2 separate regions of the Homo sapiens genome follow, and region 1 is linked to region 2. A link is an interaction called in ENCODE POLR2A ChIA-PET data of the cell type or tissue named here. Cell type or tissue: PC-9. All regions are shown on one strand.

The links. Peaks named below come from ENCODE experiments on the same cell type or tissue, not always from the same donor. Only the 100,000 strongest peaks of a DNase experiment are listed, where the experiment ranks them.
Region 1: POLR2A ChIA-PET joins it to region 2 with 15 read pairs; 1 of 35 experiments calls an interaction of 5 or more read pairs at or near these places.

What each region holds. Positions count from the first base shown.
Region 1 is chr14:103,440,901-103,444,900 of GRCh38, reverse strand. The region is part of intron 3 of MARK3 (microtubule affinity regulating kinase 3); the gene reads right to left. Among named protein-coding and RNA genes, the nearest start is that of MARK3, 57 kb to the right of the region's middle. In PC-9, no CTCF peak of the experiment used is centred here; no DNase peak of the experiment used is centred here; H3K27ac peaks cover 516 bases.
Region 2 is chr14:102,159,474-102,163,473 of GRCh38, reverse strand. The region is part of intron 1 of WDR20 (WD repeat domain 20); the gene reads right to left. Among named protein-coding and RNA genes, the nearest start is that of WDR20, 22 kb to the right of the region's middle. In PC-9, no CTCF peak of the experiment used is centred here; no DNase peak of the experiment used is centred here; H3K27ac peaks cover 1,046 bases.

The DNA.
Region 1 (4,000 bases), 1.3 Mb before region 2:
AAAGGCAAATGTGAACTTTAAGGAAAGTCCCTATAAGGACTATACCAGAAAAATTTTAAAGTTTTGTAATTGTAAAAGGCCATTTAAATAAGAGAAACTCACCTTATTTCTACTTTTTTTTTTTGAAATGGAGTCTCGCTCTGTCGCCCAGGCTGGAGTATAGTGGCGCCATCTTGGCTCACTGAAAGCTCCGCCTCCCAGGTTCACACCATTCTCCTGCCTCAGCCTCCTTAGTAGCTGGGACTACAGGTGCCCGCCATCATGTCCAGCTAATTTTTGTATTTTTAGTAGAGACGGGGTTTCACCATGTTAGCCAGGATGGTCTCGATCTCCTGACCTCGTGATCCGCCCGCCTCGGCCTCCCAAAGTGCTGGGATTACAGGCGTGAGCCACCGCGCCCAGCCTATTTCTACTATCTTAATACAACTTATTTCTCCACATTCCCTTTTCAATCTTAAATAGATGTTAGTTGGAAAAAAGAAATCAAATTACATGGAAACGTATAAATTGAAAGAATTCTCTCCTTACTGATCAATCTATATCCTCCACACATTTTCACATCTATACATCCTCTATGGAACTGGCACACAAGAGGAGAATAAATACCTTTGAAGGCAAAGATTTGGAATCCTGGCAATGGGGATATCAAGGACACTAAATCTACGGTATCAGAGAAGTAAAGAAACATGTCCCAATAGCCAAGACCTGGGGGTTGTCAAGTATTACCACTGGAAAAATAAAATTTTACCTTTTGACAAGTAGAAAAAAAAGAGAGAGAGAATTTTAGTCTCTAGTAAAAAAAAAAAAAAAAAAAGACAATTTTACCAACCGATACGAAAGTAAAATGAGTATGTAAAAGAGAACACGGGGGTTACAGACATAAAACTGATCTAAACCATCACAATGAAGGTGTTCAGGCTCCCTTCTCCAGATACACAGATAAGGGACAGAAGACCAGGCCACCTAAGTCACTCCCTCATCACTCTACAGAAACTGTCCCTTTGCCTCAACTACCACAGCACCTAAATGGAAGAGTGCATCAAAGGCCCTCTCAGACAAACCAAGACAGAGAGGCTGGCAAAGTTCATGAGAAGGAATTTTCAAGAAAATGCATTTGTGTAAAAAAGGAAAAAAAAATTTGCTTCTTAATATACAGAGTATCTCTGGAAAGACTCAAAGGAACTGATGTCACTGGTTGCCACAGGCTGGTCTGGTCTCCCAAGTGCTAGGTAGGTAACCTATTTTAAAGACGACCCCTTCCTCAAACGCTCTAAGTCTCAAAGACGACTTCCACTGTGACCGCTGGGTATCTCCTCCCTCTCTTGGTGCTCTTCCTGAGAATGCCTCAGTACTCAATTCCTGGACTCTTTTCCCCTCCTTTTTAATTCCGTTACCATCATTTAGTGAATCTTTGGGGAAACAAAGATAAATGTACCAGTATTTAGTCCTATATGCTAGTATTTTTAATTCCCAATTTTAGAATGGATATTATAAGTGAAACTGAACTGTAGTTTTCGTTCCTGTTTCCAATATATTTCAATAGCATTGTTTCTGAATTTGAGAAAAGAATTTGGAAGTTCCTCTTCTTAAGTTCTGGAACAGCTGAACAGAGGCAGAGTATGTACTCACAGTAGATCTCAAAGAATTCAATCATGAATTCCAGGTTTGGCAATATGTTAACTACTTTCTCAACTTCTGTTGTTACTGATGTGTATCGATTCTTTTCTAGAGTTAATTTTGGTAAGTCATGTTTTCCTAGAAAATTATCAATTTCTTTGGATATTCTAACATTTTTCAGAGTTGCAGAAAAGGTTCCTTTATAATAATTTAAATTCTTCAGTATCTGGTATTTCCCCCTCATTTTTCTGTGTTTTCTCTCCCTTCCCCCTGGCAGCACTTAGTAGCTTATCTATTTCATTGCCTCTCTTCTCACTTCCTTGTCGGTGGGAGGGGGGGGGACACCCACCAAAGTTTTGGATTTACCATTTCTACTGTTTTCAAATTCATTATTTTCTGCCTTTAGCTTTACTGACTCCTTACATTATTATTTATTCCTGAGATTTATTTTGTTCCCTTTTCTAAACTATTAGTTTAATGTTTAATGCATTCCTTGTCATTCTTGTTTAATAATGTGTTTAAGGCTACAAATTTCCCGGAGCACCAAAAAGCAGTATTACATAGGTTCTGACACACAGCTTATTATCATTAATTCCTAGATATACTGTAATTTTTGTTTGCAATTTTTCTTTGATCCAAGAATTCTGTGTGTTTTAGGTTCCACATGTTTGTATATTTTGTTTGGTTCTATTTTTATTGCTCTACATTAGAACTATAGCCTAGAAAGATGTTAGTCTGGCTTATTCAAATGTTATGTATTGCCCAACTCTGAGAAAATAATATACCTCATAGTCATCACACATTGGAATAGTTATGACGATAATATCCTAGCACACAGCTGTTATGTATCCTGAAAAGGGGATTAAAACAGCTATACTATGGGCTAATGGAAGTGCTGTTATTTTTTTTTTTTTGAGACGGAGTCTCACTCTGTCACCCAGGCTGAACTGCAGTGGCACGATGTCCGCTCACTGCAAGCTCCGCCCCCCGGGTTCACACCATTCTCCTGCCTCAGCCTCCCCAGTAGCTAGGACTACAGGCACCCGCCACCACGCCCAGCTAATTTTTTTGTATTTTTTAGTAGAGACGGGGCTTCACCATGTTCACCAGGATGGTCTCAATCTCCTGACCTCATGATCCGCCCACCTCAGCCTCCCAAAGTGCTGGGATTACAGGTGTGAGCCACCGCACCTGGCCATGGAGGTGCTGTATATTAAGATATGTACCTTTTCCCCCTACTTACTGTGTAATTAATGAATGGCCTAAGAGAGTTAAGTGATAAAGTCTTCTCTGTCATGCCTGTGTTTCTATTAATTTAGCTCAGATTTTCACCTATGTATTTTGGGGTTCTGGTTATCATTTGGTGTCCTATCATTAAAAATAAAATTTAAAAATATGAAAATAAAATAAAAATAATTGCTTTTCAAATGGCAATTGTTAAGTGAACCAGAATAACCACTTCTGAAGAACAAAGTGTGTGTTTAGACACGGAGACTCTGTCCACGATGCAGATCAGCAAAGAAAGGAGAGGTGAGGCAGCAAGTGATTATACATACGAAAAACCATGAAACTGGATCCCTACCTCGTAACACATGACTGCTGGTGGCTTAAAGATTACTTTAAACATGTGAAGACAACAGAGAAAAATATGTTTATGACCCCAGGTAGAGAAGAATTTCTTAAAGAAGACACAAAAAAGGCCGGACGTGGGGGCTCACACCTGTAATTCCAGCACTTTGGGAAGCCAAGATGGGTGGATCACGAGGTCAGGAGATCGAGACCATCCTGGATAACACGGTGAAACCCCGTCTCTACTAAAAATACAAAAAAAATTAGCCAGGCGTGATGGCAGGCACCTGTAGTCCCAGCTACTCGGGAGGCTGAGGCAGGAGAATGGCGTGAACCCGGGAGGCGAAGCTTGCAGTGAGCCGAGATCGTGCCACTGCACCCCAGCCTGGGTGACAGAGCGAAACTCCGTCTCAAAAACAAAAAAACAAAAAAACAAAAAAGACATAAAAAGTGCAAAGCATATTAAAAAAAGACTGATAAATGTAACTGCTTTAAAATTAGGAGCCTCTGCTATTCACTGAGAGACAGTATCAAGAGAGTGAAGATATACCATCAAGTAGAAGGTGTGTGCCACATATATAATAGTATCCATGATATATAATGATATCCTAAAATAACTAAGAAAAAATCCACTAGAAATTAAACAAAAGATGAATACGTACTTCACAGAAGAAACAAAAAACCTAAATATGAAAAAATGCATGACCTCATCAGTAATTAGGAAAATGTTACATTAAAACCATAATGAGATTTTTCTTTTCTTTTCTTTTTTTTTTTTTAAGAGGGGCTCCTGCTCTGTTACCCTGGCTGGAGT
Region 2 (4,000 bases):
GTATTTTTGGTAGAGACACGGTTTCGCCATGTTGGCCAGGCTGGTCTCCAACTCCTGACCTCAGGTGATCCGCCCGCCTCGGCCTCACAAAGTGCTGGGATTACAGGCGTGAGCCACTGCACCTGGCCAGACTGAGTAATTTATAAACAAGTTTATTTGGCTCACGGTTCTGATGGCTGGGTACTCCAAGAATATGGCGCTGGTATCTGGTGGAAGTCATCCCATGGCAGAAGCAGAAGCAAGTGCCCAACACAGAGACAGGAAATTGGCCAACTTGTTTTTATGTCAAACCCAGTCTCATAATAACTAACCCACTCCCTCAATAATGGCATTAATCCATTCGTAAGGGCAGAGCCTTCATGATCTCATCAGCCCTTAAAGGCCCCATGTCAATTAAATCCTAAAATGAGTTTTGGTGGGAACAGATATTGAAATCATAGCAATGATTAATTTTGAAAAGCCTCTCAATCAATGCAAAAGGGCTAGCAAGCCTCTGTCTGTGAGTTCCAGTCACCAGCAGATAATTTTGGCTTGTGAAAGGGATTTTGAAAGATTATCTAAGGGCCTGGCAAGGTGGCTCACGCCTGTAATCCCAGCACTTTGGGAGGCTGAGGCAGGCAGATACCTTGAGTCCAGTAATTCAAGACCAGCCTGGGCTACACGGCAAAACCCTGTCTCTACAAAAAAACACAAAAATTAGCTGGGCATGGTGATACACACCTGTAGTCACAACTGTTTGGGAGACTGTGGGAGGCTGGCTTGAGCCCAGGAGGCAGAGGTTGCAGTGAGCTGAGATCACACTGCACTCCAGCCTGGGCAACAGAGCGAGAGAGTGTGAGAGGGCGAGAGAGCGTGAGAGAGCAAGAGAAAGAAAGAAAAAGAAAGAAAGAGAGAGAGAGAAAAAGAAAGAAAGATTATCTGATGTATTCAAGTGAGTCCTTGTTGGAGGACTATAATTTCAACAAATTAGTTCCAATTTTGTTCAACTTAAAAATGAACATAATGTGCCTACTACGTACAGGCACTTATTGATATGATCAATAAGATATGGTTTCTTCCCTCAAGATTCACAGTCCAGTAGGGTAAACAGAGATTCAAACAAAAAATTCCAATATTGTGTGAAAAGGTGGCAGCTCAATCATAGTAGTCAAACAGCAAGGGCAAAGGAAAGACAGGTTTAAACCACGAAACAGTACAATGCAGTCAAAGGTGCACTCAATGTGCCAATTCCAGTGTGTTGTATTCCCTGCTGTACCGGTTCTCCTATGAGCTTGTCTCGAGAAAAGAACTATGTCTATTACATCTGGGTCCCAAAACCTAGACCAGTGCAAGACCTCAGTGTAGTTTGCATTTCTTACTCGCTTATCCAATATCTACTTACAGATCATTCTCCTATCTACTATCTCATACCCCAACTCCAAAGTAGTCTCCAGAGCAATCAAGTTGTTGGGTAATCCAATCTCTTTGCTAAAGGTATGGGTTAGTAAAGACTGGGTTAACCAGTGCGTATTTCCTTGGCCGCAGGAATGGGCTGGTTAATCCAATTTGGAACAACAAGTCAAAGAAGGAGGTTTGGTAAAGGCTTCTATAAAATAAGCTTCCTTATTTTTATGACAGCCTGATTAGAAGAGCTGTTCATTCTCATCCTGGATATTAGCTCTCATTTTGGTCTATGTGGTACGGTGATGTGAAGCCTAACATTTCCACCACTGTTTTGCCACCTAAACCGGGCTGAAACACGGTAGAAAGCAGAACCAATGGAATCTCAGCAAAACGGAGCTGGCATCCCAATCAAACCATGCCTGAAGCCCACTGTACCTGTGGAATTTTCAGTGACATACACCAATACACCCCTTTAAAATTTAAACAGTTTGAATGGGTTTCCTGTTACTTGTAAACCACAACATTCCTAAGTATGCTAAATGCTAAAACACACTAGTGAACCCAGCATGGGCAATATGGCGAAACCCTGTCTATACAAAAAACACAAAAATTAAACGAGCACAGTGGCTCGAGCCTGTAGTCCCAGCTACTCAGGAGGCTGAGGTCAAAGAGTTGCTTGAGACCAGGAGGCTGAAGCTACAGTAAGCCATGATCGCACCGCTGCACTCCAGCCTGGGTGACAGAGAGAGATCCTGTCTTAAAAAAAAAAAAAAATAGCTGAGCATGGTGCTAGGCACCTGTAATTCCAGCTACTTGGGAGGCTGAGGCAGGAGGACTGCTTGAACCCGGGAGGCGGAGGTTGCAGTGAGCCAAGATTGTGCCACGGCACTCTAGCCTGGGCGACTGAGTGAGACTCTGCCTCAAAAAAAAAAAAAAAAAAAAAAAAAATATATATATATATATATATATGCAGTTATGCTTTGACCCAGTGTATCCACTGGAAATTTATCATACATGTGAGGTTAAATTTATCATACATGTGGAAATTTATCATACATGTGAGGAAATGATCCTCCTCTGGAAATTTATCATACATGTGAGGTTATTCACTGCAGCATTATTCTTTTTTTTTTTTTTTTTTTTGAGACAGAGTCTTGCCCTGTCACCCAGGCTGGAATGCAGTGGCGCGATCTCGGCTCACTGCAAGCTCCACTCGCTGGGTTCACGCCATTCTCCTGCCTCAGCCTCCCAAGTAGCTGGGAATACAGGTGCCTGCCACTACACCTGGCTAATTTTTTTTTTTTATATATTTAGTAGAGACGGGGTTTCACCGTGTTAGCCAGGATGGTCTTGATCTCCTGACCTTGTGATCCACCTGCCTCAGCCTCCCAAAGTGCTGGGATTATGGGCGTGAGCCACCGCGCCCGGCCATTATTCATATTTTTTAAAGGGATCATCAATCAATCAAGAGTGATGTCGTCAAATAAATTATGGTACATCCACAGCATGGAGTACAAAGCAATGACAAGAAAGAGTGAAGCTCTCTTTTACTAAAATGGAAAGATCTCCAATATAGATCATTAAGCAGAAAAAACAAGATGTAAAATACCATACACAGTATGTTCCCTCAATTCCTTCCCATCTCTGCTCAAATGTTGTCTTATTCGTGTAACAACAAAAGAATAAGTCAAAAACAAATAAAATATTATCTATAGTTAGAGGAAGGGAGCTAGGAGGGGGAAGGAGGACAGGACTAGAAGACAGACCTCTCTGAATATAACCTTGTTCTATATGCTGCAACCATGTAAATGTTCTGCATAACTGAAATATAAAATTAAATTTTAAAACCAATCTCTCCTGTTCTAAAACTAGACTACAGTGATAATTGTACAACTCAATAAATTACTAAAAATCATTCAATTGTACACTTAAAACAGATAGCAAGAAGAAATAATTTGAGCGCATTCAAGTTTTTTGTTTGTTTTTAGAGACAGGGTTTCGCTCTGTTACTCAGGGTGGAGTGCAGTGGTATGATCATAGCTCACTGAAGCGTTGAATTCCTGGGCTTAAGCCATCCTATCGCCTCAGCCTCCCAAGTAGCAGGACTACAGATGTGTACCACCATGCCTGGCTAGTTTTTAAATTTTTTGTAAAGACAGGGTCTCACAATGTTGCCCAGGCTGGTCTCAAATTCCTGGTCTTAAGTGATCCTCCCACCTCAGCCTCCCAAAACTGGATCAAGGTTTTTATTTTTTTGGAGACAGGCTCTTCCTCTGTTGCCTAGGCTGGAGTGCAGTGGCTTGATCTCGGTTCACTACAACCTCTGTCTCCCCAGCTCAAATGATCCTCCCACCTCAGCTTTCCAAGTAGCTGGGACTACAGGCACAGGTCACCACTCCTCGTTGATCTTTTCAAAAAATTTTAATAGAGATGAGGTCTGTTTTGCCCAGGCTGGTCTGGAACTCCTGAGATAAAGCAATCTGCCCACCTCAGCCTCCCAAAGTGTTGGGATTACCGGCGTGCGCCACCGCACCCAGCTGGATTAAGTTTTAAGAGGCGGTGAAACAATCAAAGAAAGCTAGTAAAGACCAGTGCCTCTTCAACTTTAGTGTGTACC